Linked DNA regions of Homo sapiens: region 2 is linked to region 1. Evidence: chromatin loops called from intact Hi-C (ENCODE). Cell type or tissue: prostate gland. All regions are shown on one strand. Each heading gives the region's core, and the rest is flanking DNA. Links, peaks and the distances in the headings are about the cores only.

Region 1 (7,814 bases), core at 2,815-7,814:
ATGCCCCATTATGATTTCCCTTAAATGTTTACATAAGAGCCCAGCTCTTCCTTCTTAGCATTTAGCTCTGTTGTTGTTATTGGCATGATTTGTTTAGGTTTCTCTCTAACTGCTTTTGCAGATGACCACAAAAAGCAATTCGTTCGCCTTATCTGTGTGCTGTTGTGTGTGGTGTCTCTGACTTGTCCTGAAACAGCCACGTGAAGTCAGGGCCAACGTCTTCTGGTTCAACTCGGAACTCCCCATTTCCAGCCCAGCGCCCGAAACCCAGTGGGCCTGGGAATTATGAATTTACTGTTGAATGAATGAATCAATTATGTTAAAACCTTCCGGAACAGAATAGAAGGGATGGAAAGTTCTAGAGGACTCTCGGGTGCACTGACTGACAATGACATTGTTGGGAAGACTTGGTCGACTTTGCCGTCTCGTGAATTTCTTTCTTTCTTTTTTTTTTTTTTTTGGCCTCCCTCTGAGGAAGTCCCATTAACCTTGTGCCAAATTCTGTCCCCAGAGCCCAGTGTTAAGGGCCCCGGGCACCAGGAAATGGCATTCATCTACGCACGCTGAACTCTAAGCCCACTGTTCCGGGGAGCGACATATTTTTAGATGTTTGACGTCCAAATTCCAGAGGAAGAGCAAGTAATGCTTAGAGGAAAACTGGCTTTCTTCCTCCACCACGCAAACCAGTGCTGGGGTGCATTTTTATTGGTCTGGCCGCTAAGCTGCTGGAACTTTCCAAAGAAGGGTAAAAGCTCCTGCATGTGGAAGGAAGGGGGTGGTGAGCACTGAGGGAGGCATGTGGGTAGCTTTGGTGGCAGCTCTGGAGATTGGATTCTTTTTCCCTAAATGGAAGTGGTTTATAAATTCTTCTACTGATTATTAAAAGAATGATGTTTACTGTAAAAAAAAAAAAAAGTCAGGCAACACAGAAAGTTATAAATTAGTAGAAATGATCTGAATTCTTCCTCCAAGATGTAAACTCTGGTGACATTCTGGGGTGTCTGTCTAGATTGTTTCATGAAGCAGTTACACACAGCACACGTGTTTTCTCTTAGTGGTATTTTATTCGTACTGATTCAGATTTCTTTTATTGAAATGAAATTCACATGACAGACAATTCACCCTTTCAAAGGTACAATTCAGTGGTGTTTAGTATACTCAGAGTCATGCAACCGTCCTAACTGCCTAGTTTTGGAACGTTCCCATCAACCCTACAGGAAACCCTGCAGCCATTAGCCGTCAGTCCTCCTTCCCTCTTCCCGCAGCCTCTGGCAACTACCAATCCACTTTCTGTCTTTATGGATCTGCCTGTTGTAGACGTTTCATGGAAATGGAATCATCCAGTATGTGCTATTTGGTGTCTGGCTTATTCACACTGTTTTATATGTTGCATTTTCACTTAATAATCTGTGGGAAGTATGTTAACATGGTGGATCGACATCTTCCTTTCTAAGGCCTGCCTGGTGTTCTCTGTGCCTTCACTTATGTATCCAGCCTCTTTTGGTTGCACATCCAGCTTGTTTGCTTTAATTGAATCTGGACTTGGACTTGCTGAATTGGGGTTCCCACTGCTGCAGCCCAAAATGGGCATTTCCCCACCTGCTTCCTAGGGATATCAGTGGCAGAATGGCTTTGCAAATCTATTTTTGTTCATCTATATGAACAAAAGGTCATATAGTTTCACTCTTGTCACCCAGGCTGGATTGCAGTGGTGCCGTCTGGCTCACTGCAACTTCTGCCTGCGTGGTTCAAATGATTCTCCTGCCTCAGCCTCCTGAATAGCTGGGATTATAGGCACCCGCCACCACGCCTGGCTAGTTTTTGTATTTTTAGTAGAGACGGGTTTCACCATATTGGCCAGGCTGGTCTCGAACTCCTGACCTCAGGTGATCCACCTGCCTTGGCCTCCCAAAGTGCTGGGATTATAGGTGTGAGCCACCGCGCCCGGCCAGGAATCATTTTTATCCAGGTAAGGCATACAGAACCGGAGGGTTCTTGTCTAAGTTGTACCATGAATGTGTGCTCAGTGGCTACTTTGAAATAGACTTACTGTACAATCCCTGAGCAGGAATGAAAATAAAAGCTGGAAATCACGGGTTGCTCTGGGGTTTTCAGGAAGGTGTCGTCCGTCTGGGGTGAGTGTCCTCCTTTCTCAGGGATTTCATGTGGCATTATTTTGTTTTCATCTGAGAGGCAACATAAGCTGGGAGGGAAGGGCTGCAAAGAGGGGGCCAGGACAAATGTGTACCTGGGGGCCCCCATTTTGACTCCACCCTGAGCTGGGGCTGGGCCACAGGAGGGCAGAGGGAACACTTTGGGAGGGGGAGAGAGCCCCTGGACTGAAAGAATGGGAAGAAATTGACAGGCACCATTGGGAAGCAACTCCCAGTTCCAGGCTCCTGGGTCAGGAACGCCCATGGAGTAGGACAGACCCAGGTTCGAGTCCTGCCTCTGACTCTTCTCAGCTGCTTGCTCTTGGGCAAATGCTTTTAGTTTTTTTGTGCCTCAGTTTCCTCATCAGTAAAGTGGGTTTAGAATAGCAGCAGCCCCAGAGGGTGATACTGAAGATTCAGTATGTGAGGACCCAGCACAGCATTGGCACACAGTAAGAGCTTACTAAATGCTGCCTCCCTTGCCATAAGCATGAATCACACAGCCCAGGCTCTAAGCCTGGTGTCTGTGTATGGTGACTGTGTGCCTCCGTTTCCTCACCTATGCAATGGGGACAGCAGTGGTACCTACTGGGGAGGGCTGGAGGCGACTTCAGGTGGTCCTCCGAGGGCAGTGCTCTTGCACATGCTGGGTGGCTGTTTCCGCATGGCCCCTTCTCTTAGGAACTCTGCGAGTTGTTTGCCCTGGTCTTATCCAGAAATGATGAGGTTATATCCAATCCCACTTTTCACTGTTGCTGGTGGGTTTCTCGTACGTGTATCTGCAGCCTCAGCTGGACTGGAGCTCCTTAGGTTTCTTCTGCATCTGCTGAGCATCTAACCTAACGCTATGGAGATGGTGGGCGTTCACTAAATCATCTGGGAGTGAATTGAGGGAGGATACAGCGGAAATGAAGAAAGACTGGAAGATATGAAGAATGAAGTTACTATGGGACGAGAGGCTTCTGAGTCCATTGATTAAAAATAAAAGGAGCCAGGCGTGGTGGCTGACGCTTGTAATCCCAGCACTTTGGGAGGCTGAAGCAGGCAGATCACCTGAGCTCAGGAGTTCAAGACCATCCTGGGCAACAAGGCAAAACCCCATCTCTACTAAAAATACAAAATATTAGCCAGGCGTGGTGGCGGGCACCTGTAGTCCCAGCTACTTGGGAGGCTGAAGCATGAGAACTGGTTGAGTCTGGGAGGCGGAGGTTGCAGTGAGCTGAGATCGTGCCCTTGCACTCCAGCCTGGGTGACAGAGTGAGACCTTTTCTCAAAATAATAATAATAATAATAATAATAATAATAATAATAATAATAAAAGGAATAAAAATCAGGTGAACTATGGATTAGCATTGCCCGTGCTGAGCCGAGCACACGCAGGTGTGGTCTCTTTTGATCTTCACCACAGACATCGGCAGCAGGTATTACTTTTGTGTCCATTTTGCAGATGACGCTCAGATACGTTAGTGATTTTCCTGTATGATCGCACAGCCATGGGGTTCAAACCCAGACGCGTCAGACTCCTACACCTGAGCCCTTAATCCCTGTGCAAAGCAGCCTTTGATGTATAAGAGATCATGAGCTTCGGTCCCTTCCATCTTGGGATATGGCTCCTAAGTTCTTGCCCCAAAGGATGTGGAGGTTCAGCTGTGAAAAAGAGTTAGGAAGCGTTCCGAGTAGAAGGAACAGTGTGCGGAAGCCTCCAAGGCCAGGAGGAGCAGCGAATCCTCAGAAACTGAGGATGGCCGAGTCCAGCTTTACATTTTGAAAGCATCCTTCCTCATCTCTGGAGTGTGGGATATCAAGACCCACTCCCCTAATTCACATCCGCATTAAGTGAGCATAGGAGTGTGATGATGCTTGCCCATAGCACAGCCTTACACAAACAAAAGGGCTGCCCCCACACCTGTGCAGGACCCCTGCTCTGCAGAACCCACTGCACAGGGCCCATGTGCAGATCAGCGAGTTAATGCATGTTAAGCACTTAGAAGGGTGCCCAGCAAACTGCCAGGGTGTGTTGACCACCATCATCCTCATCTTCATCATCATCATCATCATCACAGCTTTTGTTCCACCCGAAGAATATTTACTGAGTACTTGCTATGTGCCAGGCACTGTTCTACGAGCCAGGGACACAGGTAAGAACAAAACCAAGTTCCTGTCCCTAGGAGGGAGAAAAACAGCAAACAAATGAGTTCATAATACACAGTCCACCCAAGGGTGATGAGGTGTGTGAAGCTCCACAAAGCAGGGAGAGGGGGAAGGGAAGGCTGTATGAGCAGATCCCAGGTAGGTGAGAGCCGGGCAGATATGGTGGGTGGGCGGGGAAAGAGCCAGTGCAAAGGCCCAGAGGTGGGACTGGGTGGCTGGAGAGAATGAGTAAGGAGGGGAGTGCTGGAAGAGAGGTCAGAGACGTGGAGGGGGTCAGGGGAGTCAATTCCAGTCCGACCTCTAGGCCAAGAACCTTGGCTGTTAACTCCTTTAACCCATGGGGCCAGGGATAAATTGGAGGGTAAGCTGTTCATGTCTCTGAGTAAAAGCTATTTCCCAGAACTCCAGAAAACGCCCTGTGTTTAGAACCCTCTTTGAGTGTCACCTTGCGTGACATGAAATATTTTTCAAAACATGTAATCCTTTAATCTGGGCCTCTCAGTGAAATCAGTGCTTTATCACTCACGACCATCTGTTGTTTCAGTCACGCAGTAAATAACTCGGGAGATGTGGCTTCTAAGGCGCTTATCTCTTTGTTCTCTCCAAATTCTGAGAAATGACATTTGAATTTTCCTCTGAGACGGCGGCACAGCTCAAATTGATCTCTGCGTACCCTCCCATCTGGGACTGCCATTAAGGAAGTCCCAGGACTGGGAGGCATTTGTGGTGGGTGAAAAGTGTTTTGCTTCTGATCACCAGGTTCCATTAAATTTCATAAATGAGGCTTCATCGAAAAATAAGCTGGGCGGAAAAATAAGCCGCCCCCTCCCGACGACGTACGGTGTATTCTTAACCACCCTCCGAAGGAGGCTGGGGCGCCTGTCATGTTAGATTAGGATTAAAAATTGCGGACCCCAACATGGGTCCAATGTAGTTAATTCTGCAGCAAGTGAACTGAGAGCTAATGGCGTGGGATTATGCACCTGCTGCGGCTGGAAAGTTATTGGTGGTGGTTACAGGGGTGAGGGAGATTGGGCGGAGAAAGGGGTGATAAAAGGTGATAAAAGGTCCACGCTCTGGTCTCCCCTCTGTCTTTGGGGAAAACCATTCACCTCCTTAAGGCCTCGTCTCCATATCCACCAAATGCCAGCTTAGTGGTCATTTTCACTTTTCGTGAATTTAACAGCCAATGTTTACAAGAGTAAAAAGAAGGGTTCTCTGGGTGAAGCAGGGATGGGGGCCAGGGGCCCCCCTCCCAGGCTTTCCTGCCGCACCACCCCCCGCTCCTGCTTGGCCATTCCTGCTCTCTGCCCCTCATGCCCTCAGTCTCAGGCCCTGAGGCTCCCTGGGGGCAGCTGAAAACCTCTGGCCTTGGTGATTCCACCAATTCCCAGGGGCACCCGGCCCGGACCTGTTCCCAGGGACCTGGTGCCCCCTGCAGGGCACTGGTGACACCGTGTGCAATTTGCAGCTACCCAGATAGGCACGCAGGAAGGACTGCGCTCGGTCCCAGCCAGGCAGGGACAGACACAGCCTCTGCTCTCAGTGTGGGGTGGCGAGGGCCTAAAAATGAAGAATCATACTAGAAACATCCCGACGAGTCTGGGGAAAGCTGCCCTCAGAAGGCTGTTTAAGCTGAGGACTAAAGGGTGATTTGGCCAATTGAAGCTGATGGGAGGCCTTCCAGGCAGAGGACCAGCACGTGCCAATGATGATCGGTGGCACTGTGCTAGATGCCAGCCTGAGTGTAGATGCCCGCCTGGGTGTACACTCCATCCTGAGTGTAGACACCAGCCTGGGTGTAGACGCCATCCTTGGTGTAGATGCCATCCTGAGTGTAGATGCCAGCCTGGGTGTAGACGCCATCCTGAGTGTAGATGCCAGCCTGGGTGTAGACGCCATGCTGAGTGTAGACGCCAGCCTGGGTGTAGATGCCATCCTCAGTGTAGATGCCAGCCTGGGTGTAGATGCCAGCCTGGGTGTAGACGCCAGCCTGGGCATAGATGCCATCCTGGGTGTAGACACCAGCCTGGGCATAGATGCCATCCTGGGTGTAGACACCATCCTGGGTGCAGACTCAGGATACCCCAGGAGGGAAGTTCTGTAGGGAGAAACTGATGCTTGCCCAAGGTCACACAGCAAGTGAGTGGCAGAGAGGATTTAAGCCCTAGAGCCGGGATTTGAACCAAGGCCGTTAGCTGTGGAGCCCGCTCTGGTTGCCCGTCTGCTCTGCCGGATGAGACAAGCTCAGCTGGAGGAAACGGTTTGAAGAGATGAATGTGCTTGGAGGGCGAGGGGAGGAGGGAGGGCAGTTTGCTGGCATGTAAGGACAAGGAGGGTCGGGGCGATGAGATGAGGCCAATGTATCCTATATCTAAGTTATTAAATCGAAAAAGTAACATGTACCTGGTTGGCGCAGGGCTCGGAGGTCGAGTGGGGAGCTGGGACTTTGTCCCGAGGGTGCTGGGAAGCCTCTGGGGCCTTGGAGCACAGAGGTGACCAAATCCACAGGTGCCTTTCATAAAGCCTCTTTGGGCTGCAGTTTGGAGAATGGATGGATTTGGAGGCATCGAGGCCAGGGACGAGGCCACTGTGGAGGCACTGATGGGGACTTGGGCCTGGGGTGGGGTTCATTTATAGAATGTGCCTGGCAGAGGGACAGATATCAAGTTTCCAGGGGCCGCCGTAACAAATGACCACAAACTGGGGTGGGAGGGGTGGTTAAGCCAACAGAAATGAATTGTCTCATGGTTCTGGGGCCAGAAGTTCAGCATCAGCTTCACTGGACTGAGATCAAGGGGTCAGCAGAGCCGCGCCCCCCCAACTCCAGAGGTTCCTTCCTTGCCAATCCCTGTTCCGGTGGCTGCTGGCAATCATGGTCACTCCTTGGTCTGTAGACGCCATCTCTGCCTCCCTCTTCACATGACTTTCTTGTGTGCATGTGTGTGTGCGTGCGTGTGTACATGTGTGTGTGGGGGGGGCGTGCTTGTGTGTGTGTGTGTGTGTGATCTCCCTCTGCTCCCCTCTTCTCAGACACTTGTGACTGGATTTAGGGCCCACTGGAAAATGCAGAATCATCTCCCCATGTCAAGATCCTTAACCTAATTGCGTCTGCAAAGACCCTTTTTCCTTTGCATTTAGGATTCCAGGGAGTAGGGCCTGGTGTCTTTGGGGACCTTTATTCAGCCAACTGTATGTGCAGGAGGAGACACAGGAGGCTCGAGGCCCTCCCTTGAAGGGGTCGCTCACTGGTTAAATGCGATGGCGGATTTCTATTAAGACACCGAGAAAGAGTGACAAGGGAGGGTGGGTGTGGGACATAGAAGCGGGGGTGGTGTGGCCCTAACCCTGGCCTGGGAGGGCTGGTGTCACCGAAGCACATCCCAGCCTTGAGCGCTGATTTGAGTCTCGGGGAATGGTCCCTCTGGAAGACCTGAAGGAACGGGCATTCGGCAGAGGATCAGCACGGGCAAAGGCCTGGAGGTGACGGCGCCCACACTGTCATCAAAG
Region 2 (7,814 bases), core at 1,134-6,133, 73 kb before region 1:
GAACAACAAGCGTCCACTCTGTGCTGGCCCCTGATATACAGGTTCTCGTTCAGTCCTCAGCACCGCCCTCTGAATAGTGTTATGATTGTCCTCTTTGCTGGGTGAGGAAATAGAGGCACAGAGAAAGAAAAGGACTTGTCCAAGGGCAGAGCCAGGGAGTGGGAGAGCTGGGACTCAACCCAGGACGAGCAAACTAAAGATGCTGGCCCTTACCCTGACCTGATACTATCTGCAGTGGTTGGGATGTCTTAGTAGCAGGAAAGAGGAAGAAAGACAGTCCACTGCAGGTGGCCAGTGGTGTTCAGGCTGCCAGGAGGGAGGGAAAGGCAGAGCTGCCCGGCCAGGGCTGAGGCCACATGGAGAGGGTGCGAGGGATGCATGGCAGGGAGGACAATGAAGGCAGAGGGAAAGGAAGAACCTGGGAAACTGCAGCAAACAGACCAGGACATGAGGCTGCAGGTGCCCAGGGCTGGAAGGGCACTAGGGACCAGTCAGCCTGTAAAATGACAAGTCCAGACCATCATTTTACCAGCAGAAGGTTGAGGTCCAGGGGTAGACGTGACCTGCCCTGGATCTCCCAGTGCATTCAAGTGAGAGTCGGGGTCGGGCGTGGTGGCTCAAGCTTGTAATCTCAGCACTTTGGGAGGCAGAGGAGGGCGGATCACCTGAGGTCAGGAGTTCGAGACCAGACTGGGCAAAATGGTGAAACCTCATCTCTACTAAAAATACAAAAATGTGCTGGGGATGGTGTTGGGTGCCTATAATCCCAGCTACGTGGGAGGCTGAGGCAGGAGAATTGTTTGAACCCGGGAGGAGGAGGTTGCAGTGAGCTGAGATCACACCACTGCACTCCAACCTGGGTAACAAAAGCAAAACTCCATCTCAAAAAAAAAAAAAAAAAAAGAGTCAGGACTAGATCTCGAATCCTGCCTATTGAAAGGGGTCTGTATGGCAGCCATGGGAACAGAATCTTGGCTTCATGTCTCAAATCCATCTTGTTCCTTGGAGGTGGGGGTCGGTCTTTGGAACGTGTCTTTCTATCTTCAGCTATCAACATGGAGCAGGCCATCAGTGCTAGATGGATAAACCAATAGTGGCATATACATACAGTGGAATAGTATTCGGCCATGAAGAGGAATGAAGGTCTGACGCATGGCACAGTGCATGGACCTTGAAGACATGATGCTGGAGCAGGAAGCCAGTCACAGAAGACCACACCTGGCACGATTCTGTTTCTATGAAATGTCCAGAATAGGCTAATTCATGGAGATAGAAAGCAGATGGGTGATTGCCAGGGGCTGGTGGGAGAGGAAGGAGGAGAGACTGCCTAGTTGGGACAGGGTTTTCTTTTGGAATGCTGAGAAAAAGCTTTGGAACTAGACAGAGGTGATGGTGGCTGCAGAAGATTGTGATTGTACTAAATGCCACTAAATTGTTCCCTTTAAGTTGCTCAATTTCATGTTATGTAAATGTCAACTCAGAAAAATGAAGCAGGGGGCTGGGGTGCAGTGACTCACGCCTATAATCCCAACGCTTTGGGAGGCCGAGGTGGGAGACTCACTTGAGCTCAGGAGTTCGAGACCAGCCTGGCCCACATGGTGAAACCCATCTCTACAAAATGTACAAAAATTAGCCAGGCGTGATGATGCCTGCCTGTGGTCCCAGCTGCTCAGGAGGCTGAGGCGGGAGGATTGCTTGAACCTGTGAGTCAGAGGCTGCAGTGAGCTGAGATTGTGCCACTGTACTCCAGCCTGGGGGACAGAGTGAAACCCTATCAAAAAAAAAAAAAAAAAAAATAGAGCAGGGCTGCTCAGAATCTAAGCTCCAAGGAAATCAGAAATTTGTCTTCTCTCCAGCACCCAGAAGAATGGACTTTAGTAGGCAGTCAATGACTGTTGTTGAAGGATGGTAAAGGATGAATGTTTGGTTTCCTGTTAACTACTACTGAATGAATGAATGAATGAATGAATGATGATCAGTATGACGGACTTTCGCTGAGCACCTCCGTGTTTCGGCCTGTCCCAGCTGCTTTATGCACCACATGACCCCTTGAGGGAAGTGCTTAGAGCACCCCCATTTCATAGAGGAGGAAACTGAGGCTCAAGGAGGTTAAGTGACTTTCCCAAGATCACTGGGTTAGTCATGGGTGAGGCCAAGATTGAAACCCAGGACATCTGGCCTTCGCACCATCATGCTGGCCTGAGAGCTGTTTTACAAAGTCTGGCTGCCTTAGAAGCACAAAATGGCCCTGAGGCTGAGGTTCTAGACTAGAGGCGAAGTGGCCCAGAATTGAAAGTTAGGGCTGGGCACGGTGGTTCATGCTTGTAATCCTGGCAGTTTGAGAGGCCAAGGCAGGCAGATCGCTTGAACTCAGGAGTTTGAGACCAGCCTGGGCAACATGGGGAAACCCTGTCTTTACAAAAAATACAAAAAATTAGCTGGGTGTGGTGACACCCACCTGTAGTCCCAGCTACCTGGGGGGTTGAGGTGGGAGGATCACTTGAGCCCAGGAGATGCAGGCTGTAGTGAGCTGCCAAGATCATGCCACTGCACACTAGCTTGGTGATAAAGTGAGATCCTGTCTCAAATTTAAAAAAAGAAAGAGAGAGAGAAAGAAAGAGAAGGAAAGAAGGGAAGAAAAATAAAACGAGGGTAGGAAGAAAGAAAACAAAAGAAAAGGAAAGGAAAGAAAGATGGTATCAGTGTTGTGTAGTCATAGGGGGTCGGATTTTAGAGCCAATCAGAGGTGAGTTCAAATCTTAGCTCTGCCTTACTGTGAGCTTAAGAAAGTGATAAAACCTCTCTGAGCCTCGGTTTCCTCATCTGTAAAATGGGGGTAGAAGTGGTATTCACTTCCCTATGCTGCCACAGGGATGAAATCAGTCCACGGTGTGAAATGCCAGCCTCACGAGCGGCACTTAGGAGGCATCGGTTCTTTCATCCTTTTGGGGAAGAGTCCCCCCTGGGAAATCCGGAACTTTAAAATCCGGTGCCCCTTAGAAGAGCTCAGGTGCTGGCTTGGTCCTTCCTGTCTACACTGCCTCTTCCCTTCTCCACTGTAATTTTTTTTGAGATGGAGTTTTGCTCTTGTTGCCCAGGCTGGAGTGCAGTGGCACAATCTTGGCTCACTGCAACCTCCACCTCCGGGTTCAAGCGATTCTCCTGCCTCAGCCTCCCAAGTAGCTGGGATTACAGGCACAAGCCACCACACCTGGCTAATTTTTTTTTGTTTTTTTTTAGTAGAGATGGAGTTTTACCGTGTTGGCCAGGCTGATCTCAAACTCCTGACCTCAGGAGATCCACCCACCTCGGCTTCCCAGAGTGCTGAGCTTACAGGCGTGAGCCACTGCACCCAGCCTCCATTGTAATTTGCAATCTCTGGCACAGACCTTTTACCCCACTATCAGGTTTATGCCAACGGACGTTGCTATGAGAAGGTAGAAAAACAGAAACTGCTTACAGCAAATGTCCATCCATTGTTTCTGTTTCTGATGGAAGAGTTCTGTGGGTTATAGCCCTGGGATCTGTTCCCCCACCCATCGTGACATTAATTCTTCAGCGTGGATGGTATCAGGGTCAATTTACAGGACACTGGCCCCAAACTCAATGGGCACTGCCTGTCCCCAGAAGCAGCTGGTCCCTCTCAGATTGACATTCCCTGAGGGCAAATAAGGAATACAAAGCACGTGTGTCCAGGAAGAGGACATCATCCTTTTACGTAAATGTAAGGTCACCGTCTTGGGAGAACAAAGACTGCCCCGTCCTCAGCCTCCCTGCTCTCTGAATTATTATCTAAACGGAAACACAGACACTCTCTGGGCAGCACCTCAGCCTGTCTCTGGGCACACACACAAAGATGCTTTCACTAAGGAGAAAGCATAAAGATATTGTGGCTGGGCCCGGGCATAAATCTCTCTTGTCCCAGGAGGAGACGTGGCTGCCTGATCCTCGGCTGAAACTTTGGCTGCGCAGGTCTGCGGGCCCACCTCTCCCCTCTAATTTGATTTCCTGAGTCACTGTTAAGCCAGGCCTGGGTTCATACCCTGCGTAATTTTCAAAGCATTAGGTTTTGAAAAGATCTTGGCCGTCTGCGCAACCGAAATCCTGGCTCCTACACAATTTCTCCCTTCTCTGGAAATCTGTAAGAGGAACAGGCTTGTGAGCATCCAGGGGCCTTTCTTTATTAACTGGGATCAGGGCACCCTTAAGAAATGGGGTAGGGAGGTCACTTGTTTTGTCTTAATCTTTGTACTGCAGAGTCCACACATAAATATTTCTGTGAACAAGCAGGCTCTTAAATCTCATGTTTTTATGCTGTAGAATGAAAAAATGCCTATGATTGGCATTGTCATCTTCTCCATGGGAAAACAAGCTGTTTAAAGGTCCAAATATTTTGTGGGTTTTTTTAGGGCCAAACTTTTGTAGGTTGGACAAGACACATTTTATTCAACCCATATTTACTGGGATCCTACTGTCTGTGAGGCATGGGCTGGTTCTCCATTTAAGTCTTTTCTATCTGGCAAGTTCTCTGATCCTGTTGTCTTGCCCTGGGACATATCTTTAAGCGAAGAGAACTTAGGTGGGCTGGCAACTGTTAGGAGCCAAATAGAGCAAGCACCATCTTACGTATGTGTTTAGTTTCTCTCTCTGTTGATTACAAGGCAAGCTCCAAACATTAAGATGATGGGCAGCCCTGGGGGAGCTCGGTGCTGGAGAGGAGTGATTTTTTAAATCAGGAAACAATCTAATTCTCTGTTTGAAGCTTTCCAATAACCCTCTCAACCAAATGCTAGGTTCTTATTTCACTTCTCAGACCATCTGGCTCCCGAGTGGAGGGAGGGTGTCTCGGGGTCTCCTGTAACTCCCTGCAAAGGGGACGAAGGTGTGGGCAAGCAGCACTTTTTACTCTGGCCTCCTGGGGCAGAGTGACTTACAGATCAGCTCATCTGTGAGTTTCCCATCCAGTGAGACTGGCCCAGACACTGAGCACTGCAGGGAAACTGAGGCCGGGGACCTTTGCATCATTGGCATCCTTACTGTGGAGCTCCGAGGAAAATAAATGGCCCATGCCTCAGTTTCCTCATCTGAAAATGGAGTGGGGATGCCCAGGAGAATGTTAGCTCAAGAAGGCAGGGATTTTATGTTTTTGACCTGCTCTAGGGCTTAGCACAGAGTGGTGTTCAGTAAACACATGTTGAGTTCACTGGGTGAGTAAACCTTCGAGGTGATGTTACCCATTTCACGGAGTGGGAGACAGGCTCAGAGAGGAGGTGGCGTGATTTGCCTGTAGTCACAGACTCGGGAGAGCTGGGAGAGGTGACACTGTGTCTGTGTGGCCCACTGAGTCCACGCATGGCTGAGGGCCACGTAATGATTTTCACGGTGAGCCTTAGGCACTTTTGCCTTTGCAGGACTCCAATAAAAAAAAAAAAGATGGAAAATTATCTTTTATGACTGATGGCCTAATAATGAATATAACCCATGTTGGATAATATTCATTTTTTTCTTCTTATTTTAAGATCTGAAGACATTTTCTTGGGCCCCTAAAAGACATCTCCGCCCAGGCACCCTGCGGGATGGAGCCGTGAATGCCATCAGAGGCCGCTCACCTGGTCCTCCTCTGCCCTGAGGTCGGGCATGGTGCTGACACACAGGCTGACGGCTGTGGTGGCCACGAAGAGGATGGAGAGGCAAGCGAAGACCTTCCCGGGCAGCCCGGACTGCGGGTTTTCCACCATCTCGCGCAGCCGGTTCATGCACAGGCCCCAGCGCGAGGAGTGCGAGGCGGGGCGGCGGGTCTCCCTCTGCTGCCTCAGTACGTCCTCCCTGTGCAGCTTGGCCAGCTCCTCCAGCTCCTCCAGCTTCCTCAGCAGCTTCCGCAGGCAGCACCTCTCCAGGTGGGCCTCCTCGATGCCCCAGTAGGCCAGCTCCTCCTGGAAGGACAGCGCGCACATCTCCTGCAGAAGCACCAGCTTCCCGGCCGCCAGGAAGCTCACGATCACCCCGAAGGCGCTGGGGCTCCTGTCGAAGAAGAACTCCTGGCTGTCCTCGTCGTAATCATCGCAGAGCTGCACGATCTCCTCGTAGCTCCGACAGAGCCTGAGTTTGCTCAGGCGGCTCAGCGGGAACCGGTCCAGTGTGCTCCAGGGGAGGAGATACCTCCTGCCCCCCACGTTGATCAGGATCTCCTTCTTCAGGTCCACTGGGGAGGCGTCCAGGGCACCCACCTTCCGCACCCTCCGGTAGTAAAGGCCCTTGATGGACGGCGTCTCCATGGGGCTGGACAGGAGCTGACTCCAAGGGCTGTGGGAACCATAGTGGTGGTGTCTGGGATGCAGGCCCCCGTCTCTGGAAGGCATGGGCATTGCTGAAGACCACCAGGTAGGAAGCGCTGGGTTTACCAGTCTGACACCCAAGGGACAAAGAGCAAGCAAAAGGAAGGGAAATCAGTCTTGGGGCAAAGAGTCCTGGATGTCACGACTGCAGATGTTCTTACGTGTGCTTTCCTGTGACTGCATCTGCATGGCTTGTTCTTTTAACCTTTAGTTCAACACATATTTATTGAGCACCTACTATGTGCTTGGGATACATCAGTGAAAAAAACCCTTCCCTGGTGGAACCTCTACCGACATCTCAGAAGGATGTCTCCAGAATAGACGTTGCACGGATGGGGGCTTGAGTAATTCAGTCCTGAGCTGGACAAGTCGGAGCGGTGCCACTTCTGGGCTCTGTGGTCTCAGGTATGTGGCTTAACCTCTCTGATCTCAGCATCATTCATTCAAATGACAAGACTCATACTAATCTTGCAAGGTACAGGTAGTAAAAATAGAGCTTAAGAATGTAGGCTCTCAGGTTCACTGGCAGGGACCGATCCCTTACAGACTGCCAGCACAGGTGGGTTACTCAGTGTCTCTGAGTCCTTTGCTTTATCTGTATGACTGGGGCAGTCTGAGTGCCCACATCGTAGGGCATGGCAAGGGTTATATGCAGTAATATACAAGAAAGTGTGTATTAATAATACTTCTAGATGCTTCTGACATGCCTGGCTTCCCCTAACTCACCTCAACAACCTCATGAAGTAGACATAAGAGCTCCACTTTATAGATAAGGAGGCTGACGCACGGAAGGTTTGCGTGTCTTGCCTACTGTTTAGCAAGCACCTGACATCAGGAAGGTTCAGCGAGGGTCTGTTATTAAAGGTTCGAGTAGCCCAGGAATGTGACTATGCTTAGCGAGCATCCAAGCATCTAGGTCTCAGGAGGAACTCCACCAGTCTCGCTTAATCCCTCTTGGTCGCTTCCCCATTTGGGGAGGCCTTTGCTAAGGGGACGGAGGAGCATTGCGTACTTGCAATCACAGTACTCCTCCATGTTCGTTGCGTGCTTGCCTCAGCCATCCTTGCTGTGTGACCTCCAGCCAGTTACTCCCCCTCTCTGGGCCCGCAGGCTTTTATGTGCAGAATGAAGGGGCCTCCAGCCGCAGTGGTTCATGCCTGTAATCCCAGCACTTTGCGAGGCAGAGGCAGGCAGATCATCTGAGGTCAGGAGTTCGAGACCAGCCTGGCCAATGAAACCCTGTATCTACTAAAAATACAAAAATTAGCTAGGCAAGGTGGCATGTACCTGTAGTCCCAGCTACTCGGGAGGCTGAGGCAGGAGAATCGCTTGAACCCGGGAGGCGGAGGCTGCAGTAAGCCGAGATTGCGCCATTGCACTCCAGCCTGGACAACAGAGCGAGACTCCATCTCAAAAAGAAAAAAACAAAAAAAAATGACGGGGCCTCTAATGCTGTCTCCATTTCAGACCTATATGAGG

What was found. Hi-C counts contacts between places; a loop is a spot of excess contacts. Peaks named below come from ENCODE experiments on the same cell type or tissue, not always from the same donor. Only the 100,000 strongest peaks of a DNase experiment are listed, where the experiment ranks them.
Region 2: a loop joins it to region 1, with 2.3 times the contacts of the local background. A loop is called at or near these places in 2 of 110 quality-filtered maps.

Annotation. Positions count from the first base shown.
Region 1 is chr16:84,302,578-84,310,391 of GRCh38, forward strand. All of the region lies in intron 1 of WFDC1 (WAP four-disulfide core domain 1), which reads left to right. Among named protein-coding and RNA genes, the nearest start is that of WFDC1, 12 kb to the left of the region's middle. RefSeq lists an enhancer at 3,975-5,174. In prostate gland, for the core only: a CTCF peak has its summit at 5,738 (motif pointing left); no DNase peak of the experiment used is centred there; H3K27ac peaks cover 59 bases.
Region 2 is chr16:84,231,121-84,238,934 of GRCh38, forward strand. It overlaps KCNG4 (potassium voltage-gated channel modifier subfamily G member 4), which reads right to left. Exons shown (of 3, transcript NM_172347.3): 2 at 5,610-6,405. The coding sequence starts at 6,365. Among named protein-coding and RNA genes, the nearest start is that of KCNG4, 5.0 kb to the right of the region's middle. In prostate gland, for the core only: no CTCF peak of the experiment used is centred there; no DNase peak of the experiment used is centred there; H3K27ac peaks cover 2,164 bases.